Regions from separate parts of the Homo sapiens genome. Here region 1 is linked to region 2. A link is a contact called in ENCODE Hi-C or POLR2A ChIA-PET data. All regions are on one chromosome and are shown on one strand. The core of a region is the stretch at or near the end of the contact, and the rest is flanking DNA. Distances in the headings are between cores, read along the strand shown. Region 1 has its middle 130 kb from the start of LINC02659. Region 2 has its middle 99 kb from the start of LINC02659.

The links. A loop is a pair of places that touch in the nucleus more often than their neighbours do. ChIA-PET counts read pairs that join two places held with the same protein, here RNA polymerase II (POLR2A). Pooled maps may share reads with other maps.
Region 1: a map with no recorded cell type shows a loop between it and region 2 (15-fold over the local background). The contact joins two enhancer-like sites. A Hi-C loop is called at or near these places in 1 of 37 single-sample maps with no recorded cell type and 2 of 50 pooled maps. POLR2A ChIA-PET finds 5 or more read pairs at or near these places in 1 of 52 experiments (GM12878).

What each region holds. Positions count from the first base shown.
Region 1 is chr10:44,043,438-44,049,921 of GRCh38, forward strand. No RefSeq gene overlaps it. Among named protein-coding and RNA genes, the nearest start is that of LINC02659, 130 kb to the left of the region's middle. RefSeq lists an enhancer at 5,605-5,774. Within about 2 kb of position 3,299, at least 5 of the 41 ENCODE cell types and tissues checked have a DNase peak (open chromatin) inside an H3K27ac peak, as active enhancers do.
Region 2 is chr10:44,007,709-44,014,065 of GRCh38, forward strand. No RefSeq gene overlaps it. Among named protein-coding and RNA genes, the nearest start is that of LINC02659, 99 kb to the left of the region's middle. RefSeq lists enhancers at 659-978, 3,109-3,188. Within about 2 kb of position 3,236, at least 5 of the 41 ENCODE cell types and tissues checked have a DNase peak (open chromatin) inside an H3K27ac peak, as active enhancers do.

The sequences.
Region 1 (6,484 bases), core at 2,049-4,548, 36 kb after region 2:
TGGTCAGGTGAGGACACTGGGTCAAACGGGGGACCCGGGTGCCAGTGATGCATCTGGTGAGAGACAGGCACAGGCAGGGACCCAGGCCAGGGCTCCTGCCTCTCGGGCTCTGGCCCTCCCAGTCCATCCCGCCTCTCGGGCTCTGGTCCTCCCAGTCCATCCCAGGGCTTCTCCCTGCAGCATCCTCTGCCCGGGCCCAGGATCTGCTTTGCAGAGGGGAGCAAAGCGCTCTAGGGCTGATGTGGCAAATCTTCTGACAAAAACGTGGCTTTTAGTTTGGCCCTCCTGCTCGGATATTGTTTGAGCCCTGATTCTGGGTGAAAGGCAGAGGGGAGCCCGCGTCTGTCTTGCTGGCTGTCCGAGGCTGGGCACACCCTCCGCAGGGCATGGGCGGTGGGCTCCCATCATTCTGCTCTCACCCAGGGAGCTGGGCACATTTGTGGGCCCATTGTGTGCTGGGCCAGCTGCCAGGCACCTGCTCCACACAGGGCTGTGCCACATCCCCGCTTTCCTGGAATTCAGGGAGTAAGAATGGAGCCGACTCCTTGTTCATTCCGCAATTATTTCTAGCTTCATTTTTCAGGCACCCCCTATGACATTGTTTTCCCAGGAACTCTGAAGCAATGAAACCATGAAACATTCAAACACTATGCATGGACGGTTTATCAAGAAAACAATCACAGAAAAAAGATCCCGCAAATTTTCCCAGTGAGAATTTCAGTGTGGGGAGGAGGAGATGGGAATGGCCAAGGGGAGGGTCAGGTTTCTCCTGAAATGCTGACCAGCTGGACAGGCCTGGGGAAGTGTCCATAAGTGCACGCACAGGCACACAGGGACACTGGGCATGCTCTCCTGTCCTGGTAGGACTCTTCCAACAACTAGAAACACTCATATTTCCTTTTAGATAATTTATGAAGTACTTTTAAACACACCCACTCCCTCAGGGGGAAGATTGTTCAAGCAACAACTTAACTTTTGTTGATGGATTATTGGCTATTAGGGGATATTAGTTCAGCATGTTTTGATTTGTGAGTTTGATTGAGGGGAGCAAAGGAGGCCCAGCTTGTTTAGTAGACAAAGTCTTGGGCTGAGAGGGGCCTGGGCTATGATCCTTCTCCTGGGCGCTCCCTGGGCACCGGCAGGCAGGTCCTCCCTGCCTCATTTCTCCCCCTGGTGTTTGTTCCTGTCATCCTCTCACTCAAAGCTTAAACCAAGGGGGACAGCAGGGCCCTGGGTCTTAGATGCTAGTTGCCTATCCCCTGGGGATGGCTCACAGAGGAGCCAGGGACTACGTGGGGTCAGGCCGTTGCACCAGAACTTGCTGCCCTGGTGTTTAAATGCTGTGACTCTCAGCACTCCAGGGCTAGACAGGCCGCTTGAGGTCCAGAGGGGGCTGGGGTTGGACAGGCTTTCCTCCACTCGCTCGGCCATCTATCTGTCTGTGATCAGCAACGCTGCCCTTGGTCAGCTGCTCAGCGAGGGCAACAGAGTAAGGGTATGCGAGGGAGTTTTTGCCACTTCAGCTAGCAGAAATTTAAGGACTCCCTCAAAGAAGGAAAGGAAAAAGAGGGCATGCTGGGGAATGTAGTTAGAAGGCTGTTGGTCTGCCCCACTGACCATCATTTCTATCTGGGCCCCAAGTGGCTGGGTGGGTGACGGAGGGGCCCAAGACCACAGAAACACACATTTCCTCTGCGAATCTCCTCAATCCTGCAGCTTCAGAGACTAAAAGGCGGAGCTTTTCCTTCGTGGGGAATCCAGATGGCCTGAGTGTTGTTCCCAGGCCCTGGGGCTATACACAGCTCCAGCTGCCGCGTTTCCTCATTTGGGATAATGAAAACAAGGGCTTGGACTGTCTCTGAGCTTTCTAATTGGGCCACCAGCTGATCCACATGGCCTTTTTTCTTTTAACCAACTTGACCTTCTAACATGAGCAGGGAAATGCCTATTTGCTTAAGCTTGTATTTTCCATAGTTATATAGCAAGATCCCATTTTTGTAAGCATAGTTTAGCTTACAGTGTAATGAAGCCCCATTGAGCCATCCAAAAAAAGTGAGTTGGGCTTCCTTCCAGTGTGAGGACCAGGATGCTGGGAGGGATGGAGGTCCTGGGGTGGCAGTGGCTCCTCTTGGGATGTGCACGAGGCTCTGATTCCATCCTGCACAAAAACAATGGCAGATTCACACCACATGGGTGGATCAGGAGGACATCATGCTCAGTGAAATAAGCCAGTCACTGAAGGACAAGTGCTGCATGATTCCACTTCTGTGAGGTTCTTAGGGAAGTCAAATTCATAGAAACAAAAGAATGGTGTTTCCAGGGGCTGCGGGAGGAGGAATCAGGAGCTGTTGTCTAATGGGGATAATTTCAGTTTTGCAAGATGAAAGGAGTTCTGGAGATGGATGGTGGGGATGGTTGCACAACAATGTGAATGTATTTAACGCCACAGAACTGTAAACTGTAAAAGGGTTAAATTAAGATGGTCCATTTTATTTTACGCATTTTTCACTACAATTAAAATGGTCTTGGGGGAATTGAGGCCAGCCAGCCCGTTTCTCCGAGGGGTGTGGAAAATGTCCCTAGGCTTCTGCATCAGCAGTTCTGTAGCCTCTGAGAAACCCACTGCTCTCCACTTCATCCCTGTGGCAGTGCTGATCCTGTACATTCTCATCTGCTAGGAATCCTAATTTATGATTCTGGCATACAATACAGGGCAAGCCTCACTGTGACCCATGTCTGGGGATGGGAACTGGAGCTTGGTTAGTTTGGTACATGCTTTGGTTTTGATAAGAGCTGGATCATGATCCAGTTGTATCTGTGAGGCCTTCCTTTATTCACTTGTTTGTTCTTTCCTTCATCATTCACAAGCTTTTACAGGGAACAGGTTTGGGGCTAGCACTGCACTAGGAAAACGCAGTGAAATCCTTGGTCCCAGACTGTAACGAATGTTGAGTGTGAAATGTACTCACTCCATACAAGGCTGCAGACATTCTGACTTTGAGCTTTTAATTTGTTTCATGGAAGATAAATAGCACTTTGTTTATAGATGAGTCTGAAGAGTAGAGAGCATGTGCCTGTGTATGCCGATGAAACTCCTTGCTACTTCATCTTTGCCATAGGGTCCCTGTGTGCCTCTCCTCGTCACTAGGGTGCCCATGCGGGAGAGCAGGCAGGAATGCTTCCAGGTACACACTGAGGGAGGGGCATGCTGGAAGCTGATAACACATGTTTAGCATAAAACCTTACTAACTCACTGTGAACAATGACTCAGTTCAGCCTGCAGGAGCCAGAAAGGCCCCCGGCGAGCTCTCTGTTGGAACTGGCATCTGCTCTAGTGGAAGAATTGTTTCTTTGAGAAAAGAAAACACACATGCATTATGGGAGGCAGAGCTGCCTCCTCAGCACCTCTGTCAGGCTCTAGCTCCTCAAAGAATGGCAAAGGGCGGGGAGGCTCAGGATCATATTGGCCGATAGAATCCTGCCCACTTGTGGAATTGGCTGTGCCAACGCAGGGCTATTTAGCCATTGCACAGACAAAATAGGAAACACACATTTCCTATAGCAGTGGGCAATGGTGCATTTCTATTGGTTTTATCAAACAAACCTTAAGCTCTTCGCCTTTTCAAAACTTAGAGAATAGGACCGTTTATATTTCGTGTGAACCTCGCCTTCCTAAACACAAAGGCCAATCTCAGAAGCCTGAAAACCCCGAAACAACGTTTGGCAGGAATCTCCATTCAGAGCAGGAAGGTTGTGTTTATATTCTTCTCTCTAGACCAAAGGCTCTTGCAGGGCTGCTGTTTATTTTTCTGTCTCAAAGAGCAGAGCCGCCAATATAATATAAAATAGGTAATATAATAAAAATACTTCATAAATCAGAAGCTCTGCTCAGTTAGGTCCATGCTCTGTCGACTCTGAAATAAACTTGTGGGCGCCCTTGCTGGCTTCATTTCCTCTTGGTTTCTTCATCAGTGTGCTGCCAGAGTCATCCTTCGGTTTGTTTCCGTTAATTCCCCCAGCCCATCCTGCACCAGGTCAGTCCCGCTGCAATTAGGAGTGAACTTTGTCTTGATCTGCAATGTGGCGTGGAGGGAAGTGTTTTCCTTCCCTCTCCTGGTGGAGTGGAGAAGCCGAATCTGCATAGCAGCAGGCACTACCGGCCAATCAAACGCACATCCATCATCCGTCACGGGAAGGTCTGGTTCTCACAATGGCGCTTTCCTTAGTAAAACTGGCCTTTCCTCTTGGGTAAATGTTTCCTTTAGAAAGCAATACATTGTGTAGTGGACAGTTAACTGCGAATAAGGGACACCTCAAATGCCAAGATTTTGGGGGCATCACCTTGCTCCTTTGGCATGAAGACATGCTGGAAAGAGGATTTTGTGAATGTCTACTCCCATCACCTGGCGCTGTGGGCCTGCCCCTGGGATGCAGGCCTGTTTTCACATACCCCCATCTCCCCTTCACGCCCGTGCTTTTGTTCTACAGACATTCTGATTGGAACTTCTCTCTATATTAATCTCAAACCTGCCCCAGTCTTTAGCTGTCAATCCCTGATTCTAATTCTGTTGTCTGAATTGCAACAGAATAAATGCATTTTTTTCCCATGTGATTGGTCTTCAAAAATCCAAAGACTTCTAGAATGTTCTCCCAAGTCTACACTTCTCCAGGTTAACTACATTTCTTCAGTGCTTCCTCAAACCTCCCAGACTCTTCTCCCATCGTTTCTTCTTCCAATGTGTCCGATGTTGGTGGTCATCACTCCTAAAATGTTGCATCTGGAATGGACCGCAAACTTCCAGACAGGGATCTGACTGTGTTGTTAGAAACATCCCCTGCCGTGGACTCATATTGTGCAGACACTATTGAACTTACACATTCTTAGGTCCCCTTTTGTTTGTTTGTTTTGTAAATAAAAACCATTATTTGTATTTCTTTATTCAATGATTTATTTCTTGTCTTCATTCCTGAAAGGATTTAAGGTGTCTCTTAAAAATATAATGCCATATGTAAACTAGCAAAGGGATAGTATGAATAGGGAAACTATGGACAGACAAAAGTTTATACTGGCCATAAAATGCATTCCAGAATGTCCTGCAACCTTGCTATAGGTGACCCACACATGTGGCTGGGTTTCCTAGCAACAAGAAGAAAGGAGGTAACATCATTTGCATGTCAGGGTGCCCATAAAGAAAGCACAAGCCAGTGGCTCAGGACAGGCATAGCTATTTCTGGTACTGAGACCTAAGAGAAATATTCCTCATAGGTCTTGATAGAGGACACTAGGTGATGTAGCTCTCAATGACATCCTTAGAGCAAACACAGTCCATTTCCTAAGAATTTAGGTTGCTTTCAAAGTCCCTGAACTGTTGCTGATCTTATGCCCTATCCAGCGTGATGGTTTTGGCAATTGATTTTTTTGTGACAAATACTTATCCCTGCTACATTTTAATGTGTATTTTAGGGAATTCATATTGAAAAAGGAAAATTGAGAAGCTGAATGAGAGCACCCATTTCACTCAGTGTCCCATAGGGCGCCCTTTGATTTTGGAAATTGTCTTGATATTCATCCCATTTGCAGTTGGATCACATTCTTATAACATTCCCCCGGGGCCCTGTTATTATTGTTATATTTTAAAATGAAACATGTTTTGAGGCCAGGGACATTTGTAAGAGGCTCTCTGTTCTGATTTTTAGTTCCAGGCAGGTCTAGCTAGAACCTGGGATTATGCAGGGCATCTGTCCCTCTGAGGTATAGAACAACCTCTACTCTCCTGAAGCCCTAGATCCCAAATGTCTCCATCCAGGTACAAGCAGAAGGGAAGGGTGGGGCTGTTTCCATATGACAGCCTGAGAAGCTCCTGTGACAGGGAGAGAAGATAGCCTGGTGGAATTCCTCTAGTCAGGGACGTGGGCAGGGTGGAGGGATTCTCATGTGGATGGAAGTAATACACTAACCTGAGTGAATGCTCACACACCTTCATGTGCTGGGCACCAGGGCCCTCGCCCTCTCACTGCTCCTCCAGCTGGGCCTGCTGGCAGTGAGGCTCTATCTCTACCATCTGCTCAAAACTACTCACACTTATTTCAGTGTAGCTCGGTCATTCTAACAGCTCATTTTGTGTTTTGGCCTCAGTGATTTTATGTGTCAATGGCCAGATATTTGGTCAAACATTATTCTGGGGGTTTCTATGAGGGTGTTTTTGGATACGATTAGCATTTACATTCATGGACCGAGTAAAGCAGATTGACTTTCCCAATGTGTTAAAGGCCTGGAAAGGACAGAAAGGCTGGCCCTCCCACCAGCCGCCAGTAAGAGAGACCTACTGCCTGACAGTCTTCATGCTGGGCATTGGCTTTTCCTGCCTCTGGACTCAGACGAAATGCGAAGTCTTCCTGCCTCTCAAGCCGGCTGGCCTTCTGACTGCAGCACCAGTGGCTCTCCAAGGTCTCTGGATTACTGCTGCAGGTCTGGGGGCTTCTC
Region 2 (6,357 bases), core at 1,986-4,485:
CAACCCATACCACCACCAGCCCTGTCTCTCACACTCTACATTTTCCCTGCCGTGTGGTTTCTGGGCTCAACTTCTTGTTTTTTAATTTCCAGGACCAGAAGCTTTCCTATGGTATTAGCATTATAGGTCTCCATGAAGTAGCTGAGTGGGTCGAGAAGTAGAGTTTATGCAAATAATTGGGGAGTAATCAATACTGTAGCTGGGGTAAATAAAACAATTAGAAAGCCATCAACAGGGAAGAACTAATTCTTCTTGGGGGAAGAGAAGAGCAGGGAACACCATCAGCAAAGAGGTGATGTGGGAGCATTTCAAAGGTGGAAGGAAGCAGAAAGAGAAGATGACGGCACATTCTAAAATGAAGGGAGGAGGGGTTGCAAAGGAATCAAAGCATCCCTGACCTCTCCTTCAATCAAAAAACTGTAAACAGAATATGTTTATTTATATGCGTTAGTATTTTTTCTCTTTGCAGGGGTAATTTTATACCTTTATGGAAAATCATTTAAAAGCCTTTTATCTATTAGAATTAAAAAGTATATAAGAAAAACATAAAAGCAGTAAGGGCAATGTTATTTCAGACAACTCAGAATAATTTAAATCGCCATCTGGAAAGCCCATCAGCGACAGAGCCTTCTGTGGCCTCTTTTCTCTCTCTCTCTCTCTCTCTCTCTCTCGGGCTCACAGGTCAGCCCAGAGCATCTGAACATGACCCACGTGGCCCAAGACTCGTGGTGACTTCTCACGGTGGCATGGCTCTGACTTGGAATTCCCCTGTAGAGGTCCTCCTGGGTGACATCATGTGCATTCCATGCTGTGAGGTGTTTCGAGCCTGTGAGTGTGAACTTTCTTTATGGACAGGAAGCAAAGGAAGGAAAGTGAATTTAGGAAAACAATGGTCATCTTAAAAAAGAGGTCAGATTTTAAACAAAAGTTTACCAGCCTGTTTCATATTTCTACTTATTTGGAAACAAGGCTGTTGAACTGTCCTGACAGGCTCTCTCAGACAGAGCTGGGCCCTACAATGGCGTTTTATGCAGGGCTTTGTGGGGAAATTTGGTGAAACAAGCCCCTGGGAGTTCTGTACCCACCCACGCCACAGGGAAGCCAGGGCAAGCTCTCTGCTTTTAAAGGGCTGGTGTAATAGAGCTCAGGGCTGGTGGGTTAACGGCATTACCCTTATTAACCACCTCATTTAATTCTCACCCTGGTGGGTTGTATCTCCCATCTGAGAAAACAGGCTCAGAAAGTTGTTTCTTGCCTACACTGTCAGCACTAGTGAGCGCACAGAACCGTACCTAGGTTCATTTGATGCCAAATGTTCACCCCAACAGAGGGAGGATAAAGAAGGAAGAGAATGGAGGTTAGAATGAGAACCAGTGAGTGTGCGGCCTGCAGTCAAAGTCTGTAATTGTCTCTCCTGTGGCTTGGCCAGGACAGTCCCGCTCATTAGCTTGTTTGGCCAACAGTGGTTTCTAATGAGGGGACTTGGGAAGATAGAGAGAAAAATAGCAGTCACGTGGTAAAAGTGTTAAGGTTTGTAGATGCAATGAATCAACACAGGGAGAAAATAGTCAAGTTGGGAGAAGAGAAATCACTTCCCCAACATTCAAGCTTAACTGATTTGCTTTGGGTTCAGCCTTCCACTCTTGAGTCCAAATACTACATCATGTCTGAATGTTCCTGTCTTGAAATGGTAACCTAATAATCTTCCCAGTCCTCAGGGAGATGGAGCATTGTTTGTTCCCTTCACCTTCTGCCCTTAGAAAGCACAGTCTTTTGGAAATTATCTTTGGCTCCTTGGATTTAAGCACTGAAGGCACTGCAGCCTTGTCGTGGTTCAGAAAGAACGCACGCTCTCCACGGGCCTGTTCGGCCCCCACTCCAGGAAGATGCCACTTGGCCTCAAAATATTAATGTTGGTGGGTTAAACTGGACCCTTAACCTCCTTTCCAAGTCATAACGGGTATGCAAACAGAGGGGTGGTCCTATGTGAGCTGGAAATAATGTTCTTGGCTGCCGCTTCCTTCTCTTTCTATTTTAGTCCTCAGGGACATGGCTTTTTTGCTTCTTTGAGATTTGGGAGTCTTGAGGTTTTATTGCAAAAAAAAAAAAAAAAGAATTCTGTGTGGTTTTAGAAGGCAAGTCACTTTTGAGTAATTTAAACCCTCATTTATCTAAACACGGAGGCTGAGGACCTCTTAGCGAACTGGGTCCCATGTTATAAAACTTTTGGCAAAGATTTGTCATCTATCCTGTGCTCTGCCCACACTCTTACCTAGCAAGTCCCGTCGTCATCTTTCCAAGCCAGTTTGGTCCTGCTGGTTTCTCTTCTTAGGTGTGCATTTTGTGCATGTATGTGCAGATGCCTGTGCACATGAGCGTGTGCTATACAGGAGGTCATGTTACAGAGAGCAGAGGCTGCGGCTGTTTACCAAGCCCTGCAGCCAGTGAGGTTCAGGGATAATTAAGAGAAATCTCCCTTGGCAGAAATGTGCCTGCTTGGGTCTGCTTCTCATTTTGGACAATTGGAAAAGGCAATCACTCAAGTTTTATTGATGCCAAAGAGTTTTTCACAGTCATCAATATGGGTTACAAAAATGAAGTTGTTGACATCTTATTTCTGGGGTTTTTTCTTTCAGATAATTGTAAGCCCTCAAGCATCATATATTCTGAAATAAGGCAGTTCCACCCCAGAACATAGCATTTTCAATGCACTACATGCAATTGATCTTACGGACATTCTGCCAAATTCCTGACCAATCATATCCATCTGTATCTATCAAGCGCATTCAGAGTTCTCTCGCTGCTGTAAGACAGAGGAAGAGTAAAATCTAAGAGTAAAGTCAGAGTAAAATCTGACCTTGATTTTACTCCAAGAGGTGTGAGATAAGATTTAAATTCTACATGACTGCTTTTAGCTATTTCTTAACATGATGTATATTTTGGGTATTAATTCCTAGGGTGTTGTAGAGTTTAGCTTGCTCCCTTAAGCTCCCTGTTAGTTAGGTCTTCTGGACTGCTTTGTTTTTACTCTTGGACCAACCTGGGCTGAGGCTCTACTTGGGAGCTCAGTTCAGCAGCTGTGAGCCCTGATTATCAGCTCTCTAGGTCCTAGGAACTCATTCGAATATCTGCTAGGTTTCCCAGCTTCCACGGGCTGGAAGAGGACATCTTTCCTCCCCATTTGCAGAGAGACAGCAGCCCAGGACTGAGCTCTTGGCAGCAGCCCTCTGTCCCTGTCATAGAAGGCCAGGCTCTGTGCCCAGATGATCATGATGGGGCATAAGGCTGGCTTAGCCAGTCAGGGGCTGCCCTCTGTGAGCTCAGAGGAGACTTGGGCAGGCCTTGGTGCCTGCCCCTCATGGCATGAGGAGCCATGCTGATCTCATGAAGGAGGAGCCATTTCCCCCAGGTCAGCTCCCTGAGGGCTCAGACCTGAAACCAGGTGCACAGGAAGCTGAGTCACTAGGGGCCAACACAGTTGCTCTCAGCCCTGGGGAACGCAGGGGAGCTCATTACAGCTGGCAGAAGTCCTCACCATAAAAGCAGAGGTATTTACTAGCCCAGGAAGGAAATGGAGTGACCCATATGTAGTATTACCATGGAGGAACTCTATGAAAGTCACAGTTTTAGCCATCTTTTGTTTAAGATTAAAGAGCTAAGTAGAATAATGGAATAAGTTGAAGGTATTTGTCAGGCCACCGGGATGATGTCATTTGCTTTCTGTCATTTCTAAAACTGGAGCCAATTTCAGAAACTGAAGCCACCCCTTGCCAAATTATCCTCCTCTATTCTAGAGGGTAAATACTATTCTAGACTGCTCTTACCAATCTCCACTGAAATCCATGTACACATCTATAGTTCCTTTTTGTGGAAAAGAAGTCAAAGTTTAAATAAGTTTCCCAATGCCACAAAAGAGTTAAACAATCTGGACATTTTTCTCAGACCACCTCCTCTATCATCCATCTAAAAATGTGCTTCTCCCTCCAGATATGTGCAATGCTGCAATCAGTTGCCATGGAGACCACACTCTGGCCCTGTACCCTCAACAGCATGGTTAAATAAGTGGTAATGTCAGACCTCTCAAAGCATCTTGGCGGCCCCAATCCAGGTCCCAGAGCTCCAGCCAGCACAGGCCTGGCCAGCGTGGGCACCGGGCTGGGAGCTTGTGGGAGCCTGGGTGGTCTGGTGCATCCCTGGCCAATGTTTAAATGCTGACTTCACGTGTGGGGTTGCCCTGGTGGGTTGCGGTAGAGACACTCCTCCCATGAACTGCTGATAAGAATGAACATTGTAAAAGAAACAATTTGTAACTGGCTATGGCAAACTCTTCTTTGCCATGGGTCTGGATTCATGAAATACAACATGACCCCAACAGAGCTTTAATGTGTTCAGGAGCTGGTTGTTCTTTACCTTCCTCTTGCCCCTCTAATGAGTGATTACCTGCATGCCCATACCCGCTGATGCCCAATGTACACACAGCTAGAAGTATAAATGAGTGCGTTGACCACCGAAGGTCAAAAAATATATATATATTTTTACATGATATTGCTATAAATGACAGGACTGTGGGTCTGAGCCTGCTGGAAAGCAGCTGACTTTAGGTATTCTGTCAGTGGCCTGTTGGGAAAGCCCTGCCCAGCTGGGTAGCTCCATATGGCACCATATTGACCAGTTGCAGTGTCTTTCTTCTGGATTTTGAAAATGAGACACACACAGGGATGTCAACATTGGGCCAGGGTGAGCCAGATGACTCACAGAGAGGGTCTGTGAGAAGACGCCTTTGGATAGCAGGGCGTGTGTGGGCTCAGGGGCATTTGATTGGCAGCAATCAAACGGGGATGCAGAGATGAGAAAAGTCAGATCTCCATGTGGGGTACAGGGCAGAGTGCAGAGCACACTTGCCCAGGATGGGGTGAAAGATGCCTCCTTGCAGTTGGCCTGAATTTTAGATATTTTTCATTGGTGGATGCTTTTCCCTCTCATCTTGACTTCTCTCTTAGGATGAAACCCAAAGCTGTCCTCACTTTTCCTGCCAGACAGATTTCCTTAAGTGAGCCATGTGTTGGTAATGAAATCCTGAACCCACGCGGGGTTAGACAGAACCAGCAGTGCTTGATGATCTATCAGATGTGGGTGAAGACAGAACAGAGCAAGGTATGACATGGTGCCCAGCCTCTGCTTGGCCACAGCCATGGAGGACCGGGCGAGAGAGTGCAGAGAGCGAGGTGGTGCTAATGTGCCCTGAAAAACAGTTTCTGACCTGCGTGATGATAAAATGAATCTGAAGTGCCTTTCAAAATTGTTTATTCTTCCTCCCTTTGCTGCTGTTTCTCCTCCCCTTTCCTCCTCTGCTTCTCCTCTGCAGGGCAGCACATCCATTGAATGTCTTATCAGCTTCCCTGGTGTTTTCAGGGCAAACAGGCCCCCTGATCCATCTCTTGAAGGAAAATCTTTGTTATGACATTTCTAGCTCAGAGCAAGGCATGCTCGATATAATTAATTGGCAATTCCTTGGGATGGAAAAGTTCTGCCAAAAATGTTCTGAGTTCAGGGTGAGCATGTAAATCCTTTCTGAGCTCTGATCTGCAAGCTTGGGGGCAGGAGATCACAGAAATTAATGATTGGCATCTTTTCTGCAGTCAATTTCCCTCTAAAGGTCAGCAGTGGCAAAGCACACCTGGGAAGCAGAGCTTTGTAGAACCTGATAAGAATAAGCACCCCGTGCAGTGTCACTACATGCCACGCTGTCTGTTCTAGCTCATATGTGTGCTAATCCATTTGCTTTTCACAGCCATGTGAAGAGGTACTTTTAATATCCCATTTCCTGGATGAAGAAACTGAGGCACAGTGAGGATAAATAGCTTGCATAAAGACATAGGATGGGAAAGGGCTGGGCTGAGCCTGTGGTTCCGGTCCAGGCTCTCGGGCCACCACACCCCATCCTGCCTTTCTGTATCTCTGCATCTTCCATTGCTCTTCATCTGATGAGCCCTAGGCTTGATTACACCTAGATTTCTCTCCATACTGCAGCCAATTTGAAATTATTTTCTTTAAGTTTTTAGGGGGAAAATACTTTCCTATAGAATTAACCAATAAGGAAATCCTGTTCAGAGAGGACCCTTGCATGGGTTTGCAGCATCAAGGGATTGCTGTCTGTTAGGGTGAAGATGTGGCTAAACTTAAAGCCTGTCTCCTGGAACTAATACTCATCTAGAGGGGTGGGCCCCTCCAGTGCTACTGTGCCCCCTGCAATGGTACAGGCTCAGCAGTTGACACAGGGCTGCTATAGGTGCATGAGCCCATCTGATCTGCACAGGAGTGCAGTGTGCAGGACCCAGGGTGGAGAATTTGGGATTG